Regions from separate parts of the Mus musculus genome. Here region 2 is linked to region 1. The links are chromatin loops, found by intact Hi-C in ENCODE. Cell type or tissue: left cerebral cortex. All regions are shown on one strand.

The links. Hi-C counts contacts between places; a loop is a spot of excess contacts. Peaks named below come from ENCODE experiments on the same cell type or tissue, not always from the same donor. Only the 100,000 strongest peaks of a DNase experiment are listed, where the experiment ranks them.
Region 2: a loop joins it to region 1, with 2.1 times the contacts of the local background. A loop is called at or near these places in 3 of 42 quality-filtered maps.

The regions. Positions count from the first base shown.
Region 1 is chrX:73,711,326-73,719,325 of GRCm38, forward strand. Bcap31 (B cell receptor associated protein 31) reads right to left here and starts at 4,879. Exons shown (of 8, transcript NM_012060.5): 1 at 4,793-4,879; 2 at 3,468-3,603; 3 at 1,120-1,220. The coding sequence starts at 3,559. Abcd1 (ATP-binding cassette, sub-family D (ALD), member 1) reads left to right here and starts at 5,272. Exons shown (of 10, transcript NM_007435.2): 1 at 5,272-6,605. The coding sequence starts at 5,706. In left cerebral cortex, a CTCF peak has its summit at 4,359; DNase peaks (open chromatin) are centred at 4,325, 4,976, 5,141, 5,596 and 3 more places; H3K4me3 peaks cover 2,450 bases; H3K27ac peaks cover 1,582 bases.
Region 2 is chrX:73,926,686-73,934,685 of GRCm38, forward strand. It overlaps Renbp (renin binding protein), which reads right to left and starts at 4,165. Exons shown (of 11, transcript NM_023132.3): 1 at 4,029-4,165; 2 at 3,723-3,832; 3 at 3,502-3,577; 4 at 3,320-3,395; 5 at 2,996-3,168; 6 at 2,431-2,655; 7 at 1,594-1,675; 8 at 1,128-1,303. The coding sequence starts at 4,058. In left cerebral cortex, no CTCF peak of the experiment used is centred here; a DNase peak (open chromatin) is centred at 4,193; H3K4me3 peaks cover 473 bases.

The sequences.
Region 1 (8,000 bases):
CGTGGTGGCACGCACACGCCTTTAAGCCCAGCACTCAGGAGGCAGAGGCAGGTGGATTTCTGAGTTCGAGACCAGCCTGGTCTACAAAGTGAGTTCCAGGACAGTCAGAGATACACAGAGACACAGAGAAACCCTGTCTCGAAAAACCAAAAAAGAAAAAAGAAAAAAAGAAAAAGAAAAAAGAAAAAAGACATAACCCCCTTTCCAACTAGGCTGTTTATTTGGTTGTTAAGTTCTATACCTGGAAGCCCTGTGTCCCCAGGCATGCTGGTACATATATACATAATAACCCCAGTACTCAAGTGACTGAGCCAGGAGGATCAAGAGCTTAAAGATGAGCAGTGGTGGTGCACACCTTTAATCCCAGCACATGGGAGGCAGAGGCAGGTGGATATCTGAGTTTGAGGCCACCCTGGTCTACAGAGTGAGTTCTAGAAGAATCAAGACAGAGAAACCCTGTCTCAAAAAAAGTTTAATGACAACCTAGACAACAGTGTAAGACTCTGTCTCAAAAGAAAACAAACAAACAAACAAACAAACAAACTCAGGTGTCTTTTTTAAGATTAAGAAAACAACATTTTTAAGATAACAAAAGCAGCCCAGTGCACACCTTTTTAATCTCAGAACTTAGAAAGCAGCAGATGGATCTCTATAAATTCAAGGCCAGCCTGGTCTACAGAGCAAGTGCCATGACATCCAGGGCCACATAGAGACATTGTCTCAAAAAAACAAAATAATAACAATGACAAATAAAAGACAAAATAATTTCTTAAAAAAGAAGTCTGATCCACATGACTAATAAACACCACTATTTGAATCAGGGTCACAGACCATTAGCTTCTCTTAGTACCAGTTCTAAAATAACTAGGGTAGGGTATCTTGGTAACAAATGTGGTCATAAGAGTATATAAAGGCCATTGAGTTTAAGTCCATATGGACTGCTATAGGAACATCTTGAAATGAAGGTCCTGCTAATAGCAAGCACTTCCTTAACAGATTATCAAAGGGCACTTATTGAGTTTGATTCTGAGAATGCTTATTTTCCAATGTGGCACAGAGCTTTAGAAGCCATGACACAGGATCTGGTCAGATAGCAACCTCCTGCTACAGCTCACTCACCAATAACCAACAGTACAAGGATGACGATGAGAACCACAAAGAAAGTGTTGCCATAGGTCACTACCAACTCCACCAGCCGGGATTTAAAAACCTTCTGCCATCTGTGAAAGAAATGAAGACAGATATTGAAGAAAATGAACTTTTGCAATCCAAACCCTAAGCAAAATTTAAGGACAACTTGGTGCTCTTCTGCAGTGGCTACGAGGCCCCATACAAAAATCAGTCTCAGCTACTGCTATGCCTTTCCTATTCATTAACTTCAAAAGGATTTAGAAAAAGATGTTTATGCATATGCAGAAACACCTGGAAAGTCAATCTTTAAAATCCTGGCAGTTTCCAGTAAGGGTAACTTACTTTTCATCATACTTCCCTTTGTAGTAGATAAAACACCTGCTACAAACATGGTTTTGAGACAGGCAGGGTCTCACTATGTAGATGAGGCTAGCCTCAAGCTCGCAAAGATCCGCTTGCCTGTCTCACAATGGCAGGATTAAAGAAGTGTGCCACCACTATTCCTGGCTCCCCTTTGTTTAAAATGTGATACTTTTTTTTTTTTTGGTCTAGACTCCTACCACCCTAGGTTATGAAAAGGAATCTAGACTCTCCATCATTTCTATGAACAAATAATTTAGCTATATCATCTAAAGAGCCTTCGGGAGGAGTTTCATGCTGTTAAAAATCAGCAAGCTCGGCTGATCATGGTGGTGCATGCCCTTTACTCCCATCACTTGAGAGGCAGATGGAAACTCGTCTACATTGCTAGTTCCAAGACTACATATCGAGATCAGATGCAAAGTTAAAAAGCAACACTTGGTTTGTTAGAAACATGACCTGACATGATTCTGAATTTACATTTAGTATTTTAAGTTGGTCTTTTTTGTTTGTTTGTTTTTTTTGTTTTTGGTTTTTTCAAGACAGGGTTTCTGTGTTGCCCTGGCTGTCCTGGAACTCACTCTGTAGACCAGGCTGGCCTCGAACTCAGAAATCCGCCTGCCTCTGCCTCCCGAGTGCTGGGATTAAAGGCGTGCGCCACCACGCCCGGCTTTTAAGTTGGTCTTAATCAGTCTCTCCTTCCTGCTTTTTTTTCCTTTCAATTTTTCTGTGTGTTTGTACCTGTGCATATGCATGAGTGTGTGGGCTTGAAGTGGTTATCTTCTCTAATCATTCTCTACTTTCTTTTTTTCCCAGTGGTCTCACTGAACCTAGAACTTACTGATTCAGCTAGACTGGCTAGGATCCTCCTTATCTTTGCCTCTACCACACTCTATTACAGAAGTGTGTTCCTATGTCCAGATTTTACATCAATGATAGAGATCAAACTCAGATTTTGAATTTATACTTGTTCAAGCAACCATTTTACTTACAGAGCCATTTCCGTAATCCTTTTCCTTTTCATACCAGGTCTCATTTAGCTCAAGCTAACCTCAAATTTGCTATGTAGCCAAGATAGGTCTTGAACTCCTAACCCTGCCTTCACCTCCTAAGTGGTGGAACAAAGTTAGTTGTCCTAGAGAGTATCCAAGACTCCAGTTCCACCAGCGTTTTGGTCACTGTATTTCCTGTGAACTAAATGTCAATGTGGGTTTTAGCAAGAATATTCCTTAGGTATTATTAACTATGGCAATTTTATAAATCCTAATTTAAATACGAATAGTGTTGATATACTACAAATGATTGAAACAATATCTAAATAACGTTTAGCAAATCCTGGTTTTTTGGGTTGTTTTTTGTTTTTCGAGACAGGGTTTCTCTGTGTAGCTCTGGCTGTCCTGGAACTCACTCTGTAGACCAGGCTGGCCTCAAACTCAGAAATCCACTACCTCTGCGTCCCAAGTGCTGGGACTAAAGGCGTACGCCACCACGCCCAGCCTGTTTTTTATTAAAAGGGACTATAGCTTCCATCCTTCATAGGCTGAGTAATGCTCATGAGCCTACTAAGCAATGCCAGTAGGAGTTAGCTAGGAGGTCAAAAGTCAGCAAATCGGCAACAATGTAAGCCAATGGTGCAAGTATTCAAGTTTCCACACAATTATCCCCTACAGCCCTGAGGCCCAAGGGTTGGCAAGAGAATATTACTCAAAAAAGTTGAAGTCAAATCTTCTTTTGCAAAAACCAGAAGACAGTGTGCACAGGAAAGCAAATGACGAGGTGACAAAGCCAGACAATGTTCAAGATTGGTGATAAGAAAAAAAAAATCATACTCCTGACACCCTTACTCAAGACAGGTTTTACTTGTTTCCATATAGCCTCAATTTCAGGGTCCACCAATTTTGCACACAGAAACTACAAGGTTCAGGGTTTGATAGCACCCTCATCATATGCTTGCTTTGTTGTTCCACTAGCCATACCTTTTTGGAGAAATGAAGGGAATGCAGAGAAGCAACACAGCAAAGACCTCTGCGTAGAGGAAGGTGGCAACTGTAGTCCACTGCAAACTCATCCTGTGACTTAAAGGGTTCCAACAGAGGGATGGGAGCTTGTTTCCTGGCAGGATACAGAAGAAACAGGAGGAACCATGAGAGCTGGAAAGTCACTGACAGGGACTGCTCAGGGACCCTGGAGAGGCTGGGGCTGCTATTCTTCACAACAGACCACAGGATTCTGCTTCAGAGCTTTTGAAACCCTGGTTGAAACAGGGTTTAACCCAACAGCAGACACTTGACCAATGATTCTAGCCAGCCAACAAACTTCCCTTGCCTGGGACAGTTACTTGTGCCCCTCCAGCAAGTATGTTACTATGACTAGGTACTTTTGTTCATGATTCCTTTCCCCGGGGCCGTCCAAGAGACTCTTAAGCCTGTTTAACTAAGAAAATGTTTCTCATAAGAATAGGAGAACCTTCTCAGCACCCATCAGGCTCCCTTGTAAGGCTAGACCTGTTTAAGAAAATGTTTCTCAAAAGAACAGTACGTAAACAGAAGGACCTCAGCACCCATTAGGCTTCCTTCCAAGAGTAGAAGCCTCTGCTGCCAGGAGCTATACATGTCTTCCAGTCGCTTCTACAGTGGGACTGGGACTGCAGTGTTCATACATGTATTTTCTGCAAACGCCACCACCTAAGCCTCTGCACAAGAAAGCAGGCCCATTTCCTCCAGAGCTTATGAGGGGCTGATAACCCTAGTAGCCTCCAGCCTCCTTCTAAAGCTGCTTTTGAAAACTAGATAGGCCTTCCGAATGCTCGCACGAATGCACAGGGTGTAGGCCTCCATTTACTCTCAAAAGGCCCACAAGAGCGACTCCTAGAGGGCGGGAATCCAGGCCAAAAGCAAATACAGGTCTCCACAGAGCACGTCCAGGCCTTACCCAGAGAAAGTTCCAGAACCAGAAAGTCTCTCCCGAAGCCAAAAAAGGGACCTCCCTGCATCCCTAGCAAGCCACAACGCCCAAGTCCACAGCGCCAGGTGGCTTTCGAGGAGCTGGGCCTACCTGGGCAGCTCTTCTGGGGGGGGGTGGGGAGGACTGGCCCCTGTCCTCGCGTCCCCTAGAGTCCCGCTCCACCTACCTCCACAACATCCCTATGCCTGATCCTGCCCTAAACTCCGAAGTCGGCCCGGATCCCTACACTTCCCAGAACCCACAGTATTTCTGGGATGCTCGCCTTCCTCCCTCATGAAGGGACTGGGGGGGAACCTCGTTGGTCCGAAAGTCAGCCATGCATGCGGACCCAGCTTACCGAGCTTCAGCCTACTCGCACGCCCCACCGCAACTACCAAACTCTCACCAATGCTCAGGCCCGCCCCCTAGCCCGCGGGCGGAAACCGGAAACGCGCGTCAGGCCCCGCCTACAAGTCCTCTAGAGGCCCCTAACGGCTCCGCCCATTGTCGTTTCCCGCCCCGCCCTTAGGCGCGGCCTGTTGCCAAGGTCTAGAAAGGAAGTAGAGGCTGACGGTTGAAGGCCCCCTGCCGCGCCTCTGACACTTCGGACACGCAGGGGTGGAGCTTGGAGGCGCCTTGGCGGGAGGGCTGGGGCCGCTTCTGTAGTGTACGCGGACTTGCTTCGTTTCTGTTGTCGGAGAGGGGGAGGGGTCCAACGGTAGGGCGAGAACGGGGTGGGGCACCCCTAACTCGGACTCCGCCTCTTGCCTCAACTCCGCCTCCTCTTCCCCATCACCACCCCTGGGGAGGGGTAGGTGGGTGGGGATTCTGGGCCTTGGCGTAGACGCTGTCGTTACTGCCGGGCTGCTCAGCGGACAAACACGCCTGGTGCCCCGGGGAGGGGCGTCACGGGGGGTGGGGGGGGAGGAGCAGTAAGAGGAGGGAGGTGGAAGGAAAGACACAGCCTCTCTCCTTAAGACCTCTCGAGGCTCTGACCTCAGGGGCTAAGGGGACAGTCTGTAGAGGGAAGCCAGTTCCTCCACCCGGGCTGCCTGAAGAGGCCACGACCCTGGAGGATTCTAACCCAACCGATCCAGGGGCCCCAGCACCACCGCGAGGGCCTAAAGCAACAGTCTCAGGGATCACTTCAAGGTTTCCAGTTGCCTAGACAACGAGCCCTGGGTCAGAGCAACAACCCTTCCAGGATCTGTCTGCAACTGTAGCCTCAGGCAGCAGTTCCAGCCCTCAGCCTGCTCACCAGTCCAGGTGACATGCCGGTGCTCTCCACTCCCCGGCCCTCACGGGTGACCACGCTGAAGCGCACAGCTGTGGTCCTGGCCCTCACAGCCTATGGAGTCCACAAAATCTACCCTCTAGTACGGCAGTGTCTGACTCCTGCCAGAGGTCCTCAGGTGCCAGCTGGGGAGCCCACTCAAGAGGCCTCTGGAGCCACCGCAACCAAGGCTGGCATGAACCGGGTATTCCTGCAGCGGCTCTTGGCGCTCCTGAGGCTGCTGTTCCCCCGAGTCTTGTGCCGGGAAACAGGGCTGCTGGCCCTGCATTCTGCTGCCCTGGTAAGCCGAACTTTCCTGTCTGTGTATGTTGCCCGCCTGGACGGCAGACTGGCCCGCTGCATTGTACGTAAGGACCCGCGGGCCTTTAGCTGGCAACTGCTGCAGTGGCTCCTCATCGCCCTTCCTGCCACTTTCATCAACAGTGCCATCCGCTACCTAGAGGGCCAGCTGGCTCTTTCTTTCCGAAGCCGTCTAGTAGCTCATGCCTATGGACTCTACTTCTCCCAACAGACTTACTACCGAGTAAGCAACATGGATGGACGACTTCGAAACCCTGATCAGTCTCTGACAGAGGATGTGGTAGCCTTTGCTGCCTCTGTAGCCCACCTTTATTCCAACCTGACCAAGCCACTCCTGGATGTGGCTGTGACCTCCTACACTCTCCTTCGAGCTGCCCGATCCCGAGGAGCTGGCACAGCCTGGCCCTCAGCCATCGCTGGCCTGGTGGTGTTCCTCACAGCCAACGTGCTTCGAGCCTTCTCTCCCAAGTTTGGGGAGCTAGTGGCAGAGGAGGCACGGCGAAAGGGGGAACTGCGCTACATGCACTCTCGAGTGGTGGCCAACTCAGAGGAAATTGCCTTCTACGGGGGCCATGAGGTGGGGCAGGTTGAGATGCTGCTTAAATAGCAGAGGAGGTGGCTGGGAGACCTATTGCAGTCAGCTATAAGCAGTAAGGGAAGCCCAACAAGGCCTTCTCAGGCTGATGTTAAAGTTGTAGATAGACACTGGGACAAGCTTGGGGGTAGGCTTTGGATGGCTATAACCTTAAGATGCAGAAATGGAGAAATGGCACCATTGGGTGGGAACTTCCCTGTGCTGGCTGCCTGCAACCTCCAAGCCACTTCTGCTTCCTTGGTAAAATTGTCTTGGACATTTTGGATTCTAGCTTTGGATTCTAGTGATTTGTGATGCTACTGGTCCAGCTTACTCCAATCTTGCAGTCAACCACTCCTGCAGCCACCTGGGAGGAATTAGACTCCTACCATCTCTGGGAGCATAGGACAGAGCCTGCTTCCTAACCTCTCTTGCCTCTCTGAGCCCTTTGAAGGCTGGCGTCCAGCAGAGTTGGCTGGCTGGGCTGTCCAGTATTATGGGCATGACTCAGCCCAAGCAGAGGTTAACAAGCAGAGCTCAGCACAGTGGCTACAGCAGTAGTGTTGCTGCTCAGGGTCAAGGCTGTCAGAACCCCAGGCACGTCGGGTTAGTTACTGACAGGCTTGGCAAGCAACCTGCCTAGTTGCCTCCCTCCCTCCCAGGGATAGGGATACCTGGCCTCTGCCATAGAAGCCTGACAACCTTTCTCACCCCCACCCCTGATGTCCTACCCCCAGTGTAGCCACCCTTCCACCCAGATCCCAGCTACTTTATGAGGTGGGCTAGGGCCAGGGATGCCTGGCAGACACTGAGAAAGGCTACTTTAAACCAGTGTAAACTTTATTCTCTGACAGCCCCTCCCCTTCTTTGTGCCTCTTGTGGTTGCAGCTGCCTCAGGCCTTGTTCAGGCTTCTGGTTTCGGTTCCCTAGTGCTTGGGGCGGGGGAGGGATACAAAAGCACCATTTCATGAAGGCCTGTGTGTTTCCTGGGTCAGGTAGCCACTTGCCCCAGGACCTTGTCCCATTGGCTGCATTTCATATGTACAATCAGTTTTGTCCTCGACTTTTAGAAAGGATTTGTCTTTACACTCTGCAAAGAGGTTCTCTGGTCACAGTCAGGTTTCAGATTAGGAGAAAAAGTGCATCACCCTTACTATAACCCCAGTTCCATTCTCTTCTCCTGAATGCTGGGCTGCAGGGCTTTGGCAAGCTGCCAGGGCCTTGGGTGAGGCACTTGGCACAGTACTTGTAGCTGTATCATCAACCTTAGCTGGCACTACTATCAGCTTGAGGCACGAGCCTAGATTACCAGCGTGCAGCAAAGGTGGTGCACTCACTTCAGGAATGAGAGGCTGGATTTTTGGAAACTGGGCTGTATGAGCAGTTCTAGGCAGAGGG
Region 2 (8,000 bases), 220 kb after region 1:
TGATCCCAGCACTTGGGAGGCAGAGGCAGGCGGATTTCTGAGTTCGAGGCCAGCCTGGTCTACAGAGTGAGTTCCAGGACAGCCAGGGCTACACAGAGAAACCCTGTCTCGAAAAACAAAACAAAGGGGGGGGCTGGTGAGATGGCTCAACGGGTAAAAGCACTGACTGCTCTTCCGAAGGTCATGAGTTCAAATCCCAGCAACCACATGGTGGCTCACAACCACCTGTAACAAGATCTGATGCCCTCTTCTGGTGTGTCTGAAGACAGCCACAGTGTACTTACATATAATAAATAAATAAATCTTTAAAAAAAGAGAGAGAGCGCGCAATGGTATATTCATATACATAAATAAATTAATTAAAAAAAAAAGAGTAGGGCTAGCCTTCTGACCTGTATGTACCCTAAGCAGCTCCTTAAAAGGAGACAAGTACTAGGGAAGACTTTAGTCTTTGAATTAGAATGCTGTCTGCCTTGTCACACTGTCTTTTGGCCTTTTGGACACTGCTGCTACCCATGTTGTACAATATCCTCTGCAGATCTCCAGAAGGATCAGAAAACAATCAGAGGAACAATTCCACCCCTGCCTGCCACCAAGTGAGAATCACCCAAGAGCCCTTTGAGCTGCTGGCACCAGACAGAGGGACATGTGTCTTGGCATCAGCATTTGCACAAATTCTCTTCTCTAATGGATTTCCCAGGATATAAGATGGAGAGACTTTGGCTCTAGGTTCAAATTTTTGTTGTTGCTGCTACTGTTTTTTGTTTTGTTTTGTTTTTTTTTTTTTGGTTTTTCGAGACAGGGTTTCTCTGTGTAGCCCTGGCTGTCCTGGAACTCACTCTGTAGACCAGGCTGGCCTCGAACTCAGAAATCCGCCTGCCTCTGCCTCCCAAGTGCTGGGATCAAAGGCGTGCGCCACCACGCCCGGCTGCTGCTACTGTTTTTGACACAGGATCTCCTATGTAGATCTGACTGTCCCAGAACTCATTTTGTAGACCAGGTTAGCCTAAAATTCACAGAGATCCGCTTGCCTCTGCCTCCCAAGTACTAGGATTAAAGGCATGCACAATCATACCCAGCTCCTACTATATAATAGGCTTCTTGCAAGCTATTCTGGGCACTCCCACCTGGGTAGGGCAGAGACCATCCGCATCCTGGAAGTAGAAGAGGCCTCCATGTTCAGGGTCCCATCCAGAGTGGAAAGGCAATAAGAGAAACTTGTCAATGATGTGCATTCGAAGTTTGGGGTCACCTTTCCTGAGGGCATACTGGAGCAGAAACCAGCCAGCTTCCAGTGTGTGGCCTAGTCAGAGTTGGAGGAAAGTAAGGCAAGGATCAGGTTTCCCACTTCAAGGCATCTGAGGGCTGGAGCTCCTGGCACCTCCCTTCCTTATCAAGGGTGAGAGATGCTTGAACTCTGTCACAAGATACCCTGCCTTTCCGCCTGGACTCCATGCCCACTCCTGGGCAGTCTGTCCCCGCCCATTGCCTGCTCCTTGGTGGAGGGAGGAGGGCTACCCCTCCCATATTATACCCCAAACTCAATGATGAGGTTTTTTTTTTTTTCCTAACAGGCATAGCACATGCCTTCACCTGGGTTCTGATGTCTTCCAAGGCAACCAGGAAGCTCTTTTCCATCCTCTGATACATTCTCCAGTACAACTTGTCCATCCCTCTGCCAGGAAAAGGACAAGAGACAAATGTTTCCAGTTCAGGTCACCCAATCAGAAAGATCTAACTTTGGAGCCGGGCGGGGTGGCGCACGCCTTTGATCCCAGCACTCGGGAGGCAGAGGCAGGTGGATTTCTGAGTTTGAGGCCAGCCTGGCCTACAGAGTGAGTTCCAGGACAGCCAGGGCTACACAGAGAAACCCTGTCTCAAAAAAACCAAAAAAAAAAAAAAAAAAAAAAAAAAAGAAGAAGAAGAAAGATCTAACTTCGAAAATCCCTTCCTCTGCCCTTGGTACCAGCCATATACCTACTCAATAGGTCTAAAGGGGCATTTTTGGTTGTATGTTTTGACATAGTCTTGGTAGCCCAGGCTGGTCTCAAACTATACAAGCAAGGCTGACCTTGAACTCTAAATTCTCCTGTTTCCACCTCCAGAGTTCTGGAATTACAGATATGTGTACCACGCCCTGCTCCAGAACATTTTTGGAATGGCTGATTGTCTCCCATGAACCCAGTAGGTTCTGATCCTTCTTGCTTAGGTCTGGGTCTCTCAAGTGAAGAGGGTAAAACCCTGAATGAGGAGACAGGCAAGACTGAGTTTGATGCCACAGAGGCATCAAAGGGAAGAACATAGATCAAGACCTCCTTTCCATAGCTCAGAATGTGTCTGTTGCTCTGGCCTCTTCTGTCTTAGGACACACCCATTTCCGCCCTCAGCAAGCTGGGCTCCACCTTCCTGAGGACCCTGGGTTGTGCCTACCTGGACATGCTGAAGAATCCTGTGGACACACCAGTCCCCTAGTTCTGCATACATGTTGGTCAGCTCCTCATCTTCTTCTCCAAGCTGCTCCACCAGGCTGAGCAGCATCATGGGCACTGCCATGGGCTCTGTGGCCAGTGCCCCTGAGAGCTGAGGCCGGCCCAACCCAGCCGGGTCCTCCCGTACCCAGTGGATGATCTGATCCATCATCTCTATGGCTTCACTCTGTGAGGAGACCAGAGAGGCTGCCCTGTCCCAGCACATACTTCTTCCCCCAAGGACTCAGGGCTCAGCTTCTTCTCCCAATACTATTTTCGGGGACTCTGGGATTCAGGTCACTCTCAGGCAGAAGGGCCCAGTGAAGAAAGCGAAAACCTTTTCTACCTGGACACAGGGCACTGTTTGCCCAGGGTCCCTTTAGGGTTAGGGTTAGAGAGCGCTGAGGAAACATGTGGTCACAAAATGGTAGGAAACGAGTAAATGGGTCTTGTGGCAGGTTCCCAGGCCTGTCATTAGAGTACACTCATGTCCAACAGCCTGTGATCCCCTACAGGCTCCTACATACCTGATAACGCACTTCCCCCGTTACTTTCCACAGTTCATTCATGGCCATGGTGTAGAAGCACTCGCTGAAAATGGTCCGCTGCACCTTCACTGGCCGGCCATCCCGAGTCAGCACAAAAGCACATTTCTTGCCAGGTGGTGCCACCCGGGCATAACGCAGCAAAAATTCACCACCTGGTGGTTGGAAAGTATGCATGGTAGGTAAGGACTCTGAATATACTGCCTCTTGGAACCTGCCAGTCCCTTTCCTCTTCTAGAGCCCTTTAGATACATTGAATACATAACCCACTGAAGCCCCTGGGGAGATAGGGCTAGGAGAGGGGACCTGCTCTTGCTGCATCCAGAAGCTCAACACGGCGGAAGCGCTCAAAACTGCGGTATAAGCGACAATACATCCATACCTGTGAGGGAACACAGTTTAGAGAGGAGTAGCTGGGGTGGAGGGAATCCTAAGTATCCCTGGGTATACCCTATTGTTGTGTGAACACCTTAAGTGTGCAAACTGACCTGCCTCCCCTGCAGCCAAACATATTTGAGGTGATCATATACCTTCCCATCACGGCCAAGACATGTGAAGAAGCCCCTGTGAGACAAGTGTTGTCAGAAAGTGAAGGAAAGAGCCGTTCTCCATAGCTTCACTACTCTCCTCAGGTCAGTAGATCTGTGTGTCACCTCCAAGTGAGATAGGGGGAGGGGGGCCCTAGGAGGATCATGGCAGGATAGCTAACCCGTGTTCCTGGTCATGGGAATGCTCCATCCAGAAAGCGATCACACGATCAAGCTCTTGTTCCACACGCTTCTTCCAGACCTGCAGTGTCTCCCGTTCCTTCTCCATGTCCTGTGAAGTGAATCAGGGCAGAGCAGGGAAGCACAGCTCTTCCTTCACAGGGACTTCCTGAACCAACTCGAGTAGGCCCCAGAGCTACTTGATTCCACCCCACCACCACAGGGCCTCGAGCCAAGGATACAGTACTCCCACCTCTTCAATGGGCTTCTGACCCCACCATTAGTTGGAACCATCCACTACCACATACCTGTAACATTAGGAGTCCTAGGTCCATCATCTGCTTTCCTCCAGGAATTCAGACTTGGTCGCGATCCCGTGACTATCACTCAGCTGACCGAGCAGTGTCCCACCCACCTGATCCTCTTCAGAGTTCCGAAGGGCCCCGAGTTGGGGGCGGGACGAAGGGCGGGGTTTCAAACCCCGCCTTCTGCTCTTCTAGGCCTGGACTGAGCAGTCAAGCTCTAGATCCCCCTGGTGGGAACTGGGTGAGGAAGTCTGGCCTTATGAGGAGGGAGTAGGTAGGAGACTGAATCTGGGCCTGGCAGCTGAGGCTGGTGATCTCAACAGATTGTGAAGTTAGGGTGCCCCTGGAATGACTGAATCCTGAGACCCTGTGACCCCATATTGTCGGCAAGCCCTTTCCTTTAGCTTCAGCTGTCTGAGTCCAGTAATTTACAACCATTAGCCCTGGTTGCCAGTTGCTGGATACTTCACCCCCAAGGATGATTCTGGAAAAACAGGTGATAACCATGCAGAGTAGAGTGGGCATCCTCCAGCTCTCTGGCCCTTCCTCCTAGGTACACAGTATAGGTTGGCTCTGTGACAGGCTGGTTAATCTGTTCCCCATTCTTGCTACCCACTGGGCACCCTCATTGCTCAGCAGAATTCTGTGGAGTGAGAATTTCAACCAGAATGCCAGAGGTACTTGTTCTGATTTTCTTTTGTCTTTTTTTTAAAACATTTTTTAAGATTTATTTATTATTTATTATATGTAAGTACACTGTAGCTGTCTTCAGACACTCCAGAAGAGGGCGTCAGATCTCATTACGGATGGTTGTGAGCCACCATGTGGTTGCTGGGATTTGAACTTCGGACCTTCAGAAGAGCAGTCTGGTGCTCTTACCCACTGAGCCATCTCACCAGCCCTTCTTTTGTCTTTTTTTATTTGTTTGTTTGTTTTTTCGAGACAGGGTTTCTCTGTGTAGCCCTGGCTGTCCTGGAACTCACTCTGGGGACCAGGCTGGCCTCGAACTCAGAAATCTGCCTGCCTCTGCCTCCCAAGTGCTGGGATTAAAGGCGTGAGCCACCACTGCCTGCATTTTCTTTTGTCATTTTATTTTATGTTTCAGTGTTTTGTTGTTGTTGTTGGTGGTGGTGGTTTATTTTTTGTTTGCTTTTGCTTTTGCCTCTATGTATGTCTGTGCACCACATGCATGCAGTATCCTTAGAGGCCAAAAGAGGGTATTGGATCCTCTGGACCTGGACTTACAGCTGGTTGTGAGTCTCCACGTGGGTTCTGGAAATGGAACCTGGGGCCTCTGGAAGAACAGACAGTGCACTTAACTGCTGAGTCATCACTCCAGTTCCTTGAACATGTTCTTAATGATGGACTGCAACCCAGGAGTGTAAAGTAACTAGACTTCCTGACTCATCAATGCTGCTTTGGGAGTTGGTCAGTAAAAAGAATTCAGTTTCTAGATATGGTTATGTTCTTGTGCTACCTGCCCCTTCCCAGCTGTGTGTTGACTCATTTCGCAATGACTGCTACTTTCCAGGTTATGGCTACTGGGTGGCTCTGCAGGTTGTAGAATGGCTCTTTCATCCTGAAACACTTCATCTTTATGGTGTTTAGGAATAAGCCTGATCTCAGTGTCTGTTAAGTATCTGCTGAAGCTGCTCTGTTCATCTTTACCCTTAGCCTAGGTCATGCCCAGGGACCTTGGCTCTGTATCCAGGAAAGCTTGCATGCTGTTATTTAAGCTGTATTTATCCATCTTCATTGTCTCCCAGCTTCTCTTACACACATATCATCCCTTTCAAGCTCAGCCAAGTTAAGAGCATTGGTATGATAGAATGGGTGGTTCCCTGGCCCTGAGTCTCATGGGAATAGGGTGATGCAAAGCTATGATGCCTTTCTCCCCAGGAGCTCAGTTTGCTAGTTTGTTTGCAATAGGGTCTCATGTATCACAGGATACCTTGAACTCTATTAACCAAGAATGGTTTTGAACTCCTGCTCCTTTGCGTTCACCTCTCAGGGCTGGGACTACAAGTGTGTTGCATCACATCCAGCTTCAAGCTGCACCAAAGCACTTCTGATATATTCCTTTAAAATATTTTTAATTATATTAATTATATGCATGTACGCATGTGTCTGTGTGGGTGGGTTGTCCATGGAGGCCAGAGGCATTGAATCCTCCTGGAGCTGCTCAATGAAGAAGCTTGAGGACTGAACTCTGGTCCTTTGCAAGAGCAGTATACTCTTTACTTGCCCATCCTTCTAGCCCTCTATATTGCCTGCCTTCCAGAGTGGGATGAGAAGGTGAGCACAGGGAAGAAGGGTAGCTCCATAGGTAACAGCTACAGGAGTAGGGTGGGAAAAAGAACCCTTGCATTTCTCCCAGGCTAAATGTCCACATGTCTTAGCAAATCTGCACAGGACAACTTACCTCTGCTGACCCATGTCCTCCTATCCCTGGACATTGTTCTCAAACCTCCTATCTGAAGGACAGTGTATTGCTCCTCTTCCTGGGCCTGTGGCAAGCTTTTAGTGAGAATTCTGGAATTTACTTTAAAACCACATGACTATTATAAGAATGTGCTTTTGTTTTAATCCCAGGTATAGGGATATGGGGCTGCTGTAGACTTGTTTGTAGCAGCTCACCATGATTTTGCCCCATGCTGCCACAGAGGCATGGCTCTGCCAGCTGCAGATAATTTCTGTGATTGTGGATGTTTGGAATTCTAGGAACTTTTCAGAAAATATACATATACATATATATATATATATATATATATATATATATATATAAATACAAGGACCCCCGAGAGGTAAGGTTGGTGAATGTTGGTCATTTATGGAGATTGGTTGCAGTTTGTTAGTAGCAGTGGTCAAAGAAGAAACAAAAAGAAATTACATTCAGGGATTTTCCTAATTCCTCTCATCTCTATCCTTGTTCCTCTCCTATTTAGTGTTAGGGGGATAAACTGGAGGATAAAGGGTGAGGAAAAAAGAGCCCACAATGTAGCAAAGACCAGCTACATAGGTTAGTGGAACTTTCCTTTGCTCTCTTTACTGACAGGATACCTTCAAAAAACAAACTGTAGTAAGTTTTGGTTTATTTAAAAATCCAGTTATGTTATATGAATGTTTGTGTTTTATCCCAGGTGTGGGATATAGGGCTATTTCATTTCATCCACAGCATCAACTATGATTGTCTTATGCTCTTGATGGGGGTGGGGGCGCATGATTTTTGCCAGCTGCAGATAGTTTAATTTTGGGGACTCTGGAGAGAGTATAAATTCAAGATCCCCTGTAAATGAAGAAAATACCTAATTAAAAAAAATTCAATATCCAAGAAGGCCTGCTGTGGCTACTGTTCCTCCTTCCTGCTGAGGGTCCTGCCCCCCATCCCTGCTGTTGGATTTGCTATTGCTGGATGGCTGTTGTGCTGGGCTGCTGAATATTCTGATGACAAAGACTGGACTTGCCCCATGAAACAGGATGACCCTAATGAGCAGGAAGTAGTCTATTTTGTTGGCTGAAAGAGGTTGCTTCCTTTCCCCTCTAACCTTTCTCTCCTACCTAGTGTTGGGTTGGAAAGAAAGTAGAGATATAGGAATTCAATCAAAATATATATGCCAACAAGTGGTGCCCAGATGTAGGGATTATGGGAAACGCAGTTTCTCATGCTGTAGAGGACACATCAGGGTATGAAGGGATTAATATACTGTTTCAGAATGTCAGCAAAAGGTTTACTACAGCGGCGGCGGCTGGGTTCTCTCCCACTTTGTTCCCACAGGGGGTTTTCTATTTCTTTGTCTTCTTCATGTTTTCCGTTTCAAAAAAGTTTGGGAGACTGGCTGAATAATAGGAAAAGTTGTGAATGGATATGGAGGGGTCTGAAAAACAACAACAAAAATGTATGAAATAGGAAAACCAGAAGGGTCACTCTAGTCTCTCATTTGAAAGAATTGCAGAGATGGCCGTGAAACTGGAGAG